2 separate regions of the Homo sapiens genome follow, and region 2 is linked to region 1. The links are chromatin contacts, found by Hi-C or POLR2A ChIA-PET in ENCODE. All regions are on one chromosome and are shown on one strand. Each heading gives the region's core, a stretch centred on a gene start or an enhancer-like site at or near the end of the contact. The rest is flanking DNA. Distances are from core to core; before and after follow the strand shown.

Region 1 (6,757 bases), core at 1,550-4,049:
TCAAGCAGTTCTCCTGCCTCAGCCTCCCAAATAGGTAGGATTATAGGCGCCCACCACCGCACCTGGCTAATTTTTTTTTCTTTGTATTTTTAGTAGAGATGGGGTTTCACCATGTTGGCCAGGCTGGTTTACAACTCCTGACCTCAGGTGATCCGCCCACCTCGGCCTCTCAAAGTGCTGGGATTACAGGCGTGAGCCACCGCGCCTGGCCTGGAGCATTGAAATTTAAGTATGAGCCTGCTGTTCCTCCAGGCTTGTACTGTATGTACTTCCTTTTGGAATTCTAGCACAGCCAGCAAGCAGAGTGGCACCCACTACCTTTGGTCCATGACTCCAAGGCAGTCATCTACTCAGACCCCTGCATACAGCCACACTGTGGTGGCTCTGATTCTGTGACCCAGGATCCCCACCCCAGGCAGGGCCTGGCTGGGGCATGGCACCTGTACCCCTGCCTCCAGGTCCCCATCACAGCTCGTCCCAGTTTACTGGGACCTTGTGCTGTGTACCTACAATGAGGTGCACACATTCTCTGGGCCCACTTGCCCAGCTGTACCATGTGAAGTTCAACAAGATGGTCTCTGAGGTCCCTGAGCTCAGGGATTCCAGTGCTGACTCCATGGGTTCAGTTGAGATGCCAGGATTTTATAAAGCCTGTGATTCTGAGAGTCCTTTGTTCTCAAGCCTGTGGTTCCCCAAGCTCCATAAAAAGCGAGTCTAAATCTTTCCTGTGGCTTCCACAACTCCTTCCCTGTCTACTCACTGTGGAGCAACCCAGATGCTGGTAGACTCTCAGGGAGGAGCCCACGTCACAGTGGTTTCAGGGTCAGAGCTGGCTGCAGGAGGAGCTGGCGCATCCACCCAGCAGTAAATAATAATTAGGCTCCCTCCTAACCTGGGGGTTGCAGGAGCGAGAAGTGTTTGGGCTGTGGCCCCAGGAGACCTACTCTATGGAGCTGCTGCCAGGGCAGCCAGGTAGCCGCCTCCCACAGAGAACTTCAGGCAACATGTCTGGCACCCCAGTTTTCAGATGAGGAAACTGAGTTGGGGGTGGATTTGATGAAAACCTCACAGAGAGCTGGTGGTAGAGAGGGGCCTGGACCCTCTCTGGGATGTCTGATTAATAGCCAGTGCTCCAAAAAGCATTTCCCCATTTAGTTTATTGATTGAGACAAGGTCTCACTCTCTCACCTAGGCTGGAGTGCAGTGGCACGATCGCGGCTCACTGCAGTCTCAACTTCCTGGGCTCAAGTGATTCTCCCACATATTTTTGTAGAGACTGGGCTTCATCATGTTGCCCAGGCTGGTCTCGAACTCCTGGGCTAAGTGATCCTCCCAACTCAGCCTCCCAAGGTGCTAGGATTACAGGTGTGACCACTACACCTGGCCTTCCCCATTTGGTTTATTGAGTGACGACACCTGAAATTGCCACCATTTGAACTCTAGAACCTAGAGCTGGGGTGTAGATGGTCCCCTTACAAAGAAAACATTTCCAGGAGTGGAGGCATTCTGGATGCTCTGGCCTTCCGTAGGCTGGGATGTGGGACCCTGGAAGAACCCCTGCCCCAGCCCTGGAGGTCTCCATTGACATATGAGGGTGCTGATGTCATGATCCTGACATCAATGACCTGTAGCTCCTTATGCCCTTCCCCCACAACCTGAGCATGACCCAGGGAAATGAAAACTCATCCCCTGCTCCCCTCCCCATGCGGTGTCCAGTTCGCCTCCTGGAATCTCCTGGACCCTGGGGACCTGACCTTTTCCGTCTCCTAGCCCCTGGGTTCAGATTCTATGACTGTTTAGAACCCCACCCCCAGCCATCTATCCCCAGCTGACTTATTTACCTTCCTTTCTCCATCTCTGTCATGGGCTGTGATTATCCTGACCCCAGCCAGGCCTCTGGCCCAGCACTAGGTCCTCCCTGGTGTCTCAGTCTCCCATCAGCCCTACTGTCCCAGGAGGACCGCCTGAGATCCCCTGAATAGTACTGAGAGGGGGAACGGGCCACTGAGCTGCTCCCTCCAGTCCTGGCACACCCTGTAGCACAACTCCAGGGGACACGATTCGGAGTCGGAATACAGTGTGAATACTGCCTGGAGTTTGTGATGACTGGCATTGGAAACTGGCAGGGTGGGATGGCTGTAGTAGGGAGGGGGGCACTGAGTCACCTGTCCTGCTGGAGGGAAACTAACTACCCTGGCACAGAGAAGTGGTGCGGGGAGTAGGGGAGTGGAGGCAGGAGACGCCTCCTGGAGGATTTCACTAGGCCTTGAAGGATGTGCCGAAGCCCACCGTGTGGGCTTCCTTTATAGACTCACCTTCACCAGGCCTTTTCGCCAACTAGGTGAGGGTTTCCAGGGTTGGGCCTGGGCCTCGTCAACAAAGCAAAGTGAGGTTATTCTTCCTGGCCACCAACTGGCAGGAGGAAGATGAAGCCCAGAAAGGGGCAGAGGTGGCTCTAGTTACACTGGCAATGCTGAGAGGACCCAGAGGAGTATCTCAGTCTCCAGTCTCTTTATCTTGCTTCGCACAACTCCTTGCTTGGTTCAGAGCCTTGAAGAGGCGGATACAAGAGGCCCTCTGGGCACCGCCGCCCAGTCCCGCGCAGCCCCCTGCAGTTCCCAGGGGCGCGAGAGAGGGCGACGTAGAGCAGCACCGCCCAGCGGCAGAGCGGCGAGCCCCTCCGCGGCTCGGGGTGAGTCGGGCGCGGGGCGCAGACCGCGCTCTGACGTCGGGGGCGGAGCGGCCGTGACGCGCGGGGGCGGGTCTGCGCACCTTCCCGGCCCAGCCGGCGATTCATTCAAAAGGCGCGCAGGCTGCGCGGCTGTCCGGGCGCTCGCCGAGCCGGGCCGCGGCGCCGAGTCGAACGGGGAGCCGAGCTGGAGCTGCCGCGGCGCAGCCAGGTAAGGAGGGCGCGCGGAGCGCCCATCCAGAGTCTGCTCTCCGCGGCCGGGCCAGCGGGATACGGACCCTAGTGGCGCCCCCTGCCTCCCCGTGTCTCTGAGGAAGTTCGCGGGCTCGGCGGATGCGGCAGCCCGGCCGCGCGCCCCCCCACCCCACTCCTCCCGCCTCGCGTCCTGTCCCGGCGCCTTCCGCGCACCGGCCACCGCCAGTCTCCGAGCCCCGTGACCTGCAGGTCCTCCGGCCGCGACTCCGGGCCGGCCCTGCGTGGTGGCTGTCGGGGGGCGCGCGGGGAAGCAGCGGAACTTGCGGTGTGAGGGGCCGGCGGGGCCCGGAGCGGTCCCCGGCCCGGGAAACTTGGACCGAGACCAGGTTGTGGTGCGGGCTGGACGGCGGCGCCTCGGCGCGGCTGCGGCGCGGGGCGGCCAAGGGGGGGTCTGGATGGTGTCAGCCCGTGACTGTGGGTGACACGGCGCGTGAGGCGGCCTGGCCGGGCGAACGTGTGGCTGGGACACTGGGCGGTGACGCCGGGCCGAGCGGGCGACACAGAGGGGCTCTGTGTGTGGGAGACAGGCAGCGTGTGTGCGTGTGTTGTGTGAGGGAAAGACCCGGGGTCACTGGGGTCACGAAGTGCGTGGCTTGGGGCGTGACCGGCGCAGGGCCAGGGCCACCCGTTACTGTGAGTGTGAAATAGAGGGAGAGGAGCCCAAGTGACTGAGAACGAGCCGAGCTCGCTGGCGCCATGGTGTGCGTGTGGGGTCAAGTGGTGTCAGTGTGTGTGTGTGTGTGTGTGTGTCTGCGCCTAGGGTGATGATGAGTAAGAGGCAGGAGGAGGAGGGACCGGACCTAGGACACCTTCCGGCAGATGTGGGGCGATGAGGAAGTTGGGGAGCCAGGAGACAAGGGTCTCCAGGACTGTCCCCACGAGGGCACCCCTCAGGAGTTCAGCTTGGTGAGGAGATGGACCCTGAGGGATAGGCCCTGGCTGAGGGAGAAAGCCGAGGCTGGGCAACATCTGGTGGGGTGGCCCAGATGGCAGCAGGGTAGGGGCCCTGTGGTAGTCTCAGCTTCCCCCCGCCCACCTGCATCCACACACTCACGCATCGAAGTCCCTACACCTGGCAAAGTTCTGCCCCTGTGTAATCTGTATTCTCAGCGGACCCGGACACAATCTTGTTCTCAGACCCCCCCGCCCCCCTCCCCCGCGCAGGCCTCAGTCTCCCCATCTGCACACTGAGGTGCTGGGCTTTGAATGGACTGTGAATCATCACTTTGGGATCCTCTATTGTTTTGGGTCAACTGCCTGTGTTCTCCCTTCCCTTCAGGCAGAAAGACTGCAGTGGGGGGTGGGGGCAGGCTTCTCCTGGGGACACAGCGGCCCAGGGGCTGCACTCAGGGGCTACTGATAGGGTTGGAAGCACAGCCTTCTCCAAAACTGGTCAAGGAAACGTTAGCCTCCCACCCAAAGGCTTCCTGGTCCTCTGTCACGAAATGGATCCATAGACAATATGGATCCCCAAATCCATAGACATTCACTTCTCTGCCTGGGTGTCCTTTCTTCAGTTCCTTGGGTTGGGGGAGAGTGGGGAGAGACTTGTTCCCCAGGAGTGGTCTCTGGTCTGGGAGGCTAAGTTCTTGCTGGAGAGCTGGAGCGGTACCCTTTCGCCATCTGGGCAAGACCCTTCTGAGGCCCCTTCTCCCGTATGAAGGTCTGTGGGGTTCATGCAGGGTGGGGTGGAAGCTGAGCTCCCTAGTCTAGGAGAGGGTGGCACTTGCTGTAGAATCTGGAAGTTCTGTCTTCTGCTGTCGTCCTCTGAAAATGCTGATTACATTCTAGGGGTGGGGGACAGGGTGGGGGACAGTGTCAGGCACTGTTCTGAACACTTCATGGTGTTCTGTCTTGTTGAATCTTCGCAGTGATTCTGAGATGTAGTGACTGTGTTTCAGAGAAAGGAACTGAGGATCAGAGAAGCAAAGTGACTTGGCCAAGGTCATACAGAGTCAGGACAGTGCCAGGACTGGAATTCAGGTCTTCTGACCCCAGAGACCAGTGAGATGCTGGGAGAGAGGATCACCCACCTTCCTAATAACTGCTCATGGCTTTCCTGGACTTCTGTCTCTCAAACTTGGGCTAGTAGGCGTGGCCTAGCCAGGGCATTACATTGTGAGTTCTAAGTATGATGTGTGTGTGTGCACACATGTCTGGAACACTGGGGATGGGTGGGTTACATGGTCTTCCTGTTCCTCCCCAGACTTCACTCCCAACCAGACATCACCAGAAAGTCCTGTCCCCTGCCTTCTAGAGCCTGGACCTGGCTTTGGGGGTGTCCCCATGGCTTTGAAGAGTGTATGGAGTTAGCAGCACAGCCTAGGGGTAGCAGGGAAAATTGAGAGTCCCAGGTGACCTTCATCATACTTGAGAGGCCCCCTCCCCTTTGCAGTTGCTCTAGAGGCATTTCCCCAAATCCACCTGCATGTTATGGTGGGGAGCAGACAGGGAGTGACCTTGAGCTGGTCCCTACTCTCTCTGGGCCTCGGTCTCCCTGTTCTTCCCAGAGACCCCTTTTGGCTCTGACCACTGTTGCCACTTGGCCAAGAACTGGAACTGGGGATCAGGGTGTCCCTCGGTCCTCTCTGCAATGACTGGAGCTGTGCTTCTTGGGGCTGATGAAAATAGCTGTCGTGGTCTCTAGGGGCTGAGCCGGAGTTATTTCCATCCTCAACAAAGAGGTGGAAATAGCTTAGGGCCTGGGAGGGGGAGCAAGAGGAGAAGGGTTAACTTCTCCTTATCCCAGCCTTAAAGGAGGCCCCCAGCCTCAGCCTGTGCCCTGGCCAAGCCAAACCTTTCTGGGAACTTGGGCCTCTGGGGATGACAGTGGGGCCAGGCTGGGTTTCCACTTGTGACCACAGTTGGGACTGGTGTGATAGCTGCTGGAGGGAGGGCCCTATGTCTAGCCAAGGAGGGGAGATATTGAGGGCCAGTCAGCACCTGCCCCTACTCATAGGGTCAGGCCCAATCTCATTTCACAGAAGGAGAGATTGAGGTTCTGAGAATTCAGGGACTTACCCTAGGACTCCTAGAACCTTCACCTTCCAGACGCGGTACCTGCCTTCTGTCCTGAGTTTGTCATTCTGTGTCCACACTTTCCCTGGCGGCTGGAGGTTGGCCAGCACTGGAAGCAGGCCCAAGACACACCTTCTGGACGTCGGCCTGCCTCATATTCCAGCTCTGGCCTTGCCATCCCTGCCCAGGCTCTGGTTCTAGCTTCTGTGCTTCCACGTCGGCTCTCCCGCACACTGCCAGAGTGACCTCCATAAAATAACTTGCTTTTCGCCTACAAAGTGTAGTTCAAACTCCTCACCTGGCAATGAGGCCTTTCCTTCCAAGGCCTTTCAGAATTTGCATCTTTACCCTCGCCTCTCCTTGCCAGATGCCTTGTCTGCCTTGCCTTTGCTTTTAAAGCTTCCCTCTTTCTAGAACCCTCTTGGCCATCCAGACTATAGCCCCAGCTCCACCTCACCCAGGAAGCCCTCCTGGCCCGAAATTAGTCTCCCTTCATTGTTGTGGGCCACCTGCCAGGTGTCCTCCCTCACTGCTGGGGAATGGGCACAGGTTTGGGGCACCTGTGGGTACCGCATGCTCAGCTTGGTGGGGCCAGCGTGGCCAGTAGCCCACCCCCTCCCACTGCCGTCTCTGTGCTGACGAGACCTCTTCCTGAGGAAGGGCAGCTGCTCTAGGATCCCAGCACCTGTGTGCTGGGAGGCACCGGGAGATTTGCACCCAGGTCTCTGGTGCTCACCATGACCTGAGGCAGAATGTGTGCTGGCGGGTGGGGGCAAAGACTCACGGCCACTCCTG
Region 2 (6,757 bases), core at 1,588-4,087, 1.0 Mb after region 1:
GGGGTTTCACTATGTTGGCCAGGCTGGTCTCGAACTCCTGACCTCAGGTGATCTGCCCACCTTGGCCTCCCAGGGTGCTAGCATTACAAGCGTGAGCCACCGTGCCTGACCTCTCTTCATTCTTTTTATGTATCCTATCTTCTAATGAAGTCTTCCTTGAGCATCTCAGTCCACCGTTTACTCCTACTTTTGAACTGCAAGAACTGACTGCCTACAAACCATTTAATTGCCACCAAAACTACCCTAGCATTATTATTTTATGTGCATTTTACAGGTTTCTTTAATATTTCAGTATATCCCAACAATGTATAGGCATAGAATGGACAATCAATAAATATAAATTCATTCAAACAATCTTTTAAAAATAATTCAGGGGCCGGGTGTGGTGGTTCATGCCTATAATCCCAACACTTTGGGAGGCTGAGGTGGGAGAATCCCTTGAGGCCCAGAGTTCAAGACAAGCCTGGGCAACATAGTGAGACCCCATTTCTAAAAAAAAAAAAATTTTTTTTAATTAGCCGGGCGTGGTGGCATGTGCCTGTAGTCCCAGCTACTCGGCAGGCTAAGGCAGAAAGATCACTTGAGCCCAGGAGTTCAAGGCTGCAGTGAGTGCAGTGAGCGGAGATCGCGCCACTGCACTCCAGCCTGGACAACACGGTGAGACCCTGTTTAAAAAAAAAAAAAAAAATCAATCAGGAGACTCATTAGGAAAAGTACAGTTAAAACTGGCACCTAAAGAGAACAAAAAGTCTTGCTACTCCAAGTGTGGTCCACAGACCAGCAGCATTAGTATCACCTGAAAATTCATTCTTTTTTTTTCTTTTCTTTTCTTTTTTTGAGACGGAGTCTCGCTCTGTCGCCCAGGCTGGAGTGCAGTGGCGCGATCTCCGCTCACTGCAAGCTCCGCCTCCCGGGTTCAAGCCATTCTCCTGCCTCAGCCTCCCGAATAGCTGGGGCTACAGGCGCCCGCCACCGCGCCCGGCTAATTTTTTGTATTTTTAGTAGAGACGGGGTTTCACCATGTTAGCCAGGATGGTCTCGATCTCCTGACCTCGTGATCCACCCGCCTCGGCCTCCCAAAGTGCTGGAATTACAGGCCTGAGCCACGGCGCCCGGCCGGAAATTCATTCTTAGGCAGAATCCAAGGCCCCACCCCAGGCCTCCTGAATCAGAATTTGTATTTCAAGATCCCCAGGTGATCTATAAGCACATTAAGGTTTGAGAAGCATTAGTTTAGACTGTAGAGGAAGAATTATTCGTCCAATATACATATGACCAATTAACACCAAATACCTCATTGTAGTTGCTTATTTGTTGGTCTTCCTCATCTGCTAACTGAGGCTTGTTGAGGGCAGGAACCCTTTCTATTTTCCTCACAAGTATTTCCTGGGTCTAACAAGACCTAAAACACGCACTCAGCATTCAATATTTTTTTGCTGAATGAATGAATGAATAAAGTAAAAACAAAACTTTCAGAAAGTGAAGCCTTAAGGAAATTCATTTGTACAACATAATGTCACATACTACCATACAAATTCCTTAATTCAGTGTCATTAATTCCATTTTAAATGTGCTGCCTTCTCTACTTCAACAAAGGTATTTTACGCACTTGACAAAGCAAAAGCTTGGATTATCTTCCTCTGTTGGAGCTACCAGGGACCTCTTTTACAAGTAAGATAGCTGCATTTTAATTCTGATTGTCACAAATTCATCCCAAATGCCCGCACGAGGTTTAATTACCACCACAACTTGGAGGTGGGGGCGGAGGGTGGGTGGGGAGGTGTTGGTAGAGAAGTAATGGTTAAGGCAAAAACAATCCTGTATTAAGAGTACCACATGAAACCTGGAAAACACGATTCCTTGAACAGATTAATTCCAGAAAATAGCTGCCAGCAGGAGAAAGAAGAGGTAAGCGCCTTGCCTTTCCCAACAGCAAAAGGTGATACTAGACAATACCAGGGAGTGATAAAAGGCCAGCAACTACCTAGCGACAGAAGGAGGAAACACACCAGACCAGAACTAAAGCGGATAGCGGTTAGAAACGCCCAGTAAGGGTGCCAGAAACCACTTTCAGGTATGTGGAGAAGGAAGTCAAGGGAGAAAAAGGGAAAGGAAATCGTTGTTTAGGGTATAACTTACAATGATGATGATTTTTTTTTTTTTTTTTTTGAAGAAAGAGGGAAGACAGCACTTGAAAGGAAAGAGGGTAAAGAAGAGGAAGGGAGGTTACAATTGAGAGCACTGCAGAAGGAAGCGATGCAGATGTTGCCGCCCGGCTCTGGCAGTCCGAAGGAGCAACCCCACGCATAGGTGGGTGGCAACGCCCTGCTCCGCTGCCCCCCGCTCGGTGTCCCGAGCCATCTCCTCTGCAGCCCGCGGGGCGCTGGGTGGGCACAGGAAAGAGCAGACTGTGTGGGGGAGGCGACGGCGTTTGCCGGGCTGACCAGGTACCCACCTTATCCCAGCGGAGCCACTGCCCGATGGCCGTGTCCAGCTGAGGGTCCCCGGTGTGGTAGGGGGCGTGGAGCAGGTTGGAGTTCAGATCCCCCTCTGTGTTTTCAGCCATGGCGACCAGACAGGCGTACGGGCCGGGGGCCGGCGAAGACACTGAGTTGGGGTGGGGGGTGGCTTGGGGTTCGCTCACCAGGGTCCAGGCGTCCCCACCTCACTGAAGGGCATCGGAGACCAACCGCAGGGTGTTCGTAACAGCTCCTGCCGCGGCGTCAGGGAACCGGGAGAGAGGGGGTTTATGGCCGCCTGCTCCCCAGCGGACCAGGTCCGGGTCTCTGGGCGAAGTGACTGAGGCGGTCGCGCCGCGAGAGAACAACAGTCCCAGATGTCTGGGTCCTGGCTCCGCCGCCGCCGCCGCCGCCCGCCCCGCCTACGGCCCCGCCCCGCGCCTTAGGCCCCGCCCCTTCCCGCCCTTGCTGATTTAAGTCCCCGAAGTTCTAGACTGGAGCCCGGGAGCGCGCTCCCCACGCCTCCGAAGTAGTGGGGGTTTACAGCCCGTCCGGGTGGTGAGGCAATAGTGCACGGTTCTTTTTATTTTTTAATTTGCCAAGGGTCTCCTTTCCTCGATCTGCTCTCACGGCTACCACTAGCAAGCTGCCTTTGCGCTTGCCCTGCAGGTCCCCAGCGCGCGCGCAGGCCCCCAGTTTCTCTTGGGGGCACGCGCCGGTTGGGGGAGGAGGGGCAGTGCGAGCTGTCCGCGCACTGCCTCACGGGAGTTGTAGTTCTTTCCTTTGTCTGAGCTCAGCGGAGACCGCCGCCGAGACTACGACTCCCAGCAGCTCCGCGTTCCCCCTTTCCTCAAAAGAAAAAGATCTACCTCGAGGTAGTTCCCTACAGACACGCCCTATCCCTATTAGTTATGCTGCGCTGTGTGGCCCTGGCATTAAATTAAACAAGGAATGACATAGTAAGGGGACAAAGTGGTATCCGTTTAGTGCTGTGCAGTTTACGAATCGCGTTCTATCGCCTCAATCCCTCAGTAAGGTACAGGGGCGTAGTCCTTTTCCGTTTCACACACAAAGAAGAAACTGACTCCCTGAGACACCTCTCCTAAGAGGCCGAGTTCGTGAGCGGTCAAACTAGGGTTCCAATCTCATTTCAGATCCCCTCAGCTGGCAGTTATTTTATTAGGTCGGTGCAAAAGTAATTGCTGTTTTTGCCATTAAAAATAATGGCATTAAAAGTAATGGCAAAAACGGCAATGACTTTTGTACCAATCTAATATCTCTGCTGCTATAGTAAACTAGGAGGTAGGGAGAACAAGATTACTGGAAAATAGATAAGGAAGTTGTTGAGGGAAGATGGTCGGCATTTAACCTAAATATAAGAATGTATAAGCATCACAAGATACCAAGAGCAATGGTAATGGGAATACGGAGGAAAAGGAAATTGGTTCACCCAAATTGAAATAGTCTTCCGTTACTTCTTAGCCGTCTCTCCTATGGAAAGCTCACCTAAGTTGAGGTCTGGGAAATGCTGAGAAGTGCTGACCTGTCAGCCACCTAGCTACTCCTCCGTTTCTTGGTTTGGCCTTCTTAGAATGGCTATGATTTTGGGCAAGTACATTACAACTCTTTCCCTAGTCAGCTTTTTTGTAAGGAAGGTATGATAATATTTACATCATGGCTGTACAGTAACTTAATAAATGGCATTAGGCTGCTTTGAGGTTCACAGATAAAAGACATATTAAGTTCAAAGTATTACTTTATTTCCTTTAAAGTGCCATTTACCATAATAAAATTCAAACTACCAAGGTACAAAAGGATTGTGGTACCAGTTTCTGAAAAACGTGCCATAGTTGGGAGTTGCAGTTTTTGCTAACGATTGTTTCTTTTGTGGAGTCAGCAGGACTCTTGTTCTTTTAATCACACAAGGCCTGGGCAACAGTCACGTGTCCTGGAGAGAAATTCATCTTCCACTACCATCACCATTATTATCCATGATACATATTAAACATTTACTCTCTGCTAAGCATTATGGTAGGAGCTGAGGCTACAAGAATCTATATAATTGTTCACTTCGAGAAGTAACATCTGAGGAGACAGGATATATGTAAGAAAAGAAAGCCCATGATAAATAGCAAGTGCTGCCAACAACTGTTAATGAATTTACATCTGAGGTGGTCAATGAAAAAAGCATCAAGCAGGAGGGACCTGCACTGGGCTTTCAGAAACAAAATAAACAAGTTGAGAATAAGATAGAGGATATTTCAAACCCATAGATCAGTGGTTCTCATATCTCCCTAGGAGTTTGTTTAAATTAATATTCCTGGACACTGCCTCCAGAGATTCTGAATCAATACATTGGCATAGGGCCTAGGTACCTGCATATTTGAAATATCTATTGACTGTCACAATTCAAAGTGTGATTAGGAGGACAACTGTGCTGATGTCCTCTGGAAGCTTATTAAGAAATACAAAATTTCATACCCCAGTCCAGTTCTGCTGCATCAGAACCTACATTTTAACAAGATCTAATGATGAGTTATATTTAAATTTGTTAAACAGTGTTTTTTATAAGACAATTCTTATTCAGTTCATTTCTGAGAAACACTACCAAATCAACAGAGCTTTCAAGACATGGAAAAAAAGAGTCAACTAACCTTCACTTTTATCAGCAAGATCATAGCAGACATTTACTGCTTACCAGAAATCTTGCCCAGCGGATTAGATTTATTGTTTGGATGTTGGAGGGTAACCAAGGAGACCCAGAACCCATCAAATCCAACAGCAGTGTCTAAGTGTGTTCAGCAGAGGAAGTGTAGTAGTTCCCCTAGTCTGGGAAAGCTCAGAGCTTTCATTTCTGTTGGAATTTGCCCATGGCATCCTGCATTTTTATTTGCTAAGCCTGGCAACATTAACTGTGGTTATGAAAAAGAATATCCTTCTTGGTCCCCGTATACAGTCATACATTGCTTAATAACAGGGATGTGTTCTGAGAAATGCATCATTAGGTGATTCTGTCATCTTAACATCATAGAGTATACAAACCTAGGTGGTATAGCCCACTACCCACCTAGGCTATATGGTACAGCTTATTGCTCCTAGGCTACAAACCTGTACAGTATGTTGCTGTACTGAATACTGTAGGGGACTGTAACACAATTGTAAGCATTTGGATATCTAAACATATCTCAATATAGAAAAGGTACAATTTTTGGTATAAAAATTATGATATAAAAAATATAAAATGGCACACCTATATAGTGCACTTACCATGAATGGAGCTTGCAGGACTGAAAGTAGCTCTTGAGTGAGTAAGTGAGTGAGTGGTGAGGGAATGGGAAGGTCTAGGACACTACTGTACACTACTGTAGACTTTATAAGCACCGTACACATTAGCCTAGGCCTACACTGGGTGAGGATCATCAAGACATCAACTCAGTCATAGGAATTTTTCAGCCCCATTATAATGTTATGGGACCACCATTGTATATGCCGTTCTTTGACCGAAACATCCTTATGCAGCACATGACTGTATTATATTTACTACATATATATAATATAATGTTTCAAATATTACATATAATGGACCTAATATTTTAGAATCATAATATATATAACTTACCCTCCAATGATTTAGAAAAAGACCACGTGTATGTCTATACAAATATTTATTATATATGTATATATGCAAACATATATATTACATAGTTAAATGAATAGCAAAGGACAAAGCAAATGGAGGAAAATGTTAATAGTGGGTGGATCTGGGTAAAGAATATGTGAATGGCTGGGTAAAGAATATATGAATGGCTTACATCTGTAATCCCGGCACTTTGGGAGGCCAAGGCAGGTGGATCACCTGAGGTCAGGAGTTCAAGACCAGCCTGGCCAACATAGTGAAACCCCATCACTACTAAAAATACAAAAATTAGCCAGGCATGGTGGCAGGCACCTGTAATCTTAGCTACTTGGGAGGCTGAGGCAGGAGGAAACACTTGAACCTGGGAGGTGGAGGTTGCAGTGAGCCAAGATCGCACATTACACTCCAGCCTCGGTGACAAGAGTGAAATCTGTCTCAAAAAAACATATATATATAGAGAGAGATATATATTATGTATATATATTATATATATTTTGTATATATAATATATATAATGTGTATATATAATGTATATTATGTGTATATATTATATATTGTGTATGTATTATATATATTATGTGTATATAATATATATTATGTAATATGTATACATATGTAATATATATTTTATATATACATGTATATATTATATATTATATAT

Evidence for each region. A loop is a pair of places that touch in the nucleus more often than their neighbours do. ChIA-PET counts read pairs that join two places held with the same protein, here RNA polymerase II (POLR2A). Pooled maps may share reads with other maps.
Region 2: a pooled map shows a loop between it and region 1 (11-fold over the local background). The contact joins the promoter of PGM2L1 here to the promoter of RELT in region 1. A Hi-C loop is called at or near these places in 10 of 50 pooled maps. POLR2A ChIA-PET finds 5 or more read pairs at or near these places in 2 of 52 experiments (activated CD8-positive, alpha-beta memory T cell and naive thymus-derived CD8-positive, alpha-beta T cell).

The regions. Positions count from the first base shown.
Region 1 is chr11:73,373,600-73,380,356 of GRCh38, forward strand. RELT (RELT TNF receptor) reads left to right here and starts at 2,800. Exons shown (of 11, transcript NM_152222.2): 1 at 2,800-2,900. RefSeq lists silencers at 2,520-2,829, 2,860-3,149, 3,240-3,319 and enhancers at 3,485-3,779, 5,866-5,945.
Region 2 is chr11:74,395,596-74,402,352 of GRCh38, forward strand. PGM2L1 (phosphoglucomutase 2 like 1) reads right to left here and starts at 2,838. Exons shown (of 14, transcript NM_173582.6): 1 at 2,456-2,838. The coding sequence starts at 2,566. MIR548AL (microRNA 548al) reads left to right here and starts at 3,642; the gene lies at 3,642-3,738. RefSeq lists enhancers at 487-988, 989-1,488, 2,580-3,201, 2,933-3,302, 3,202-3,822.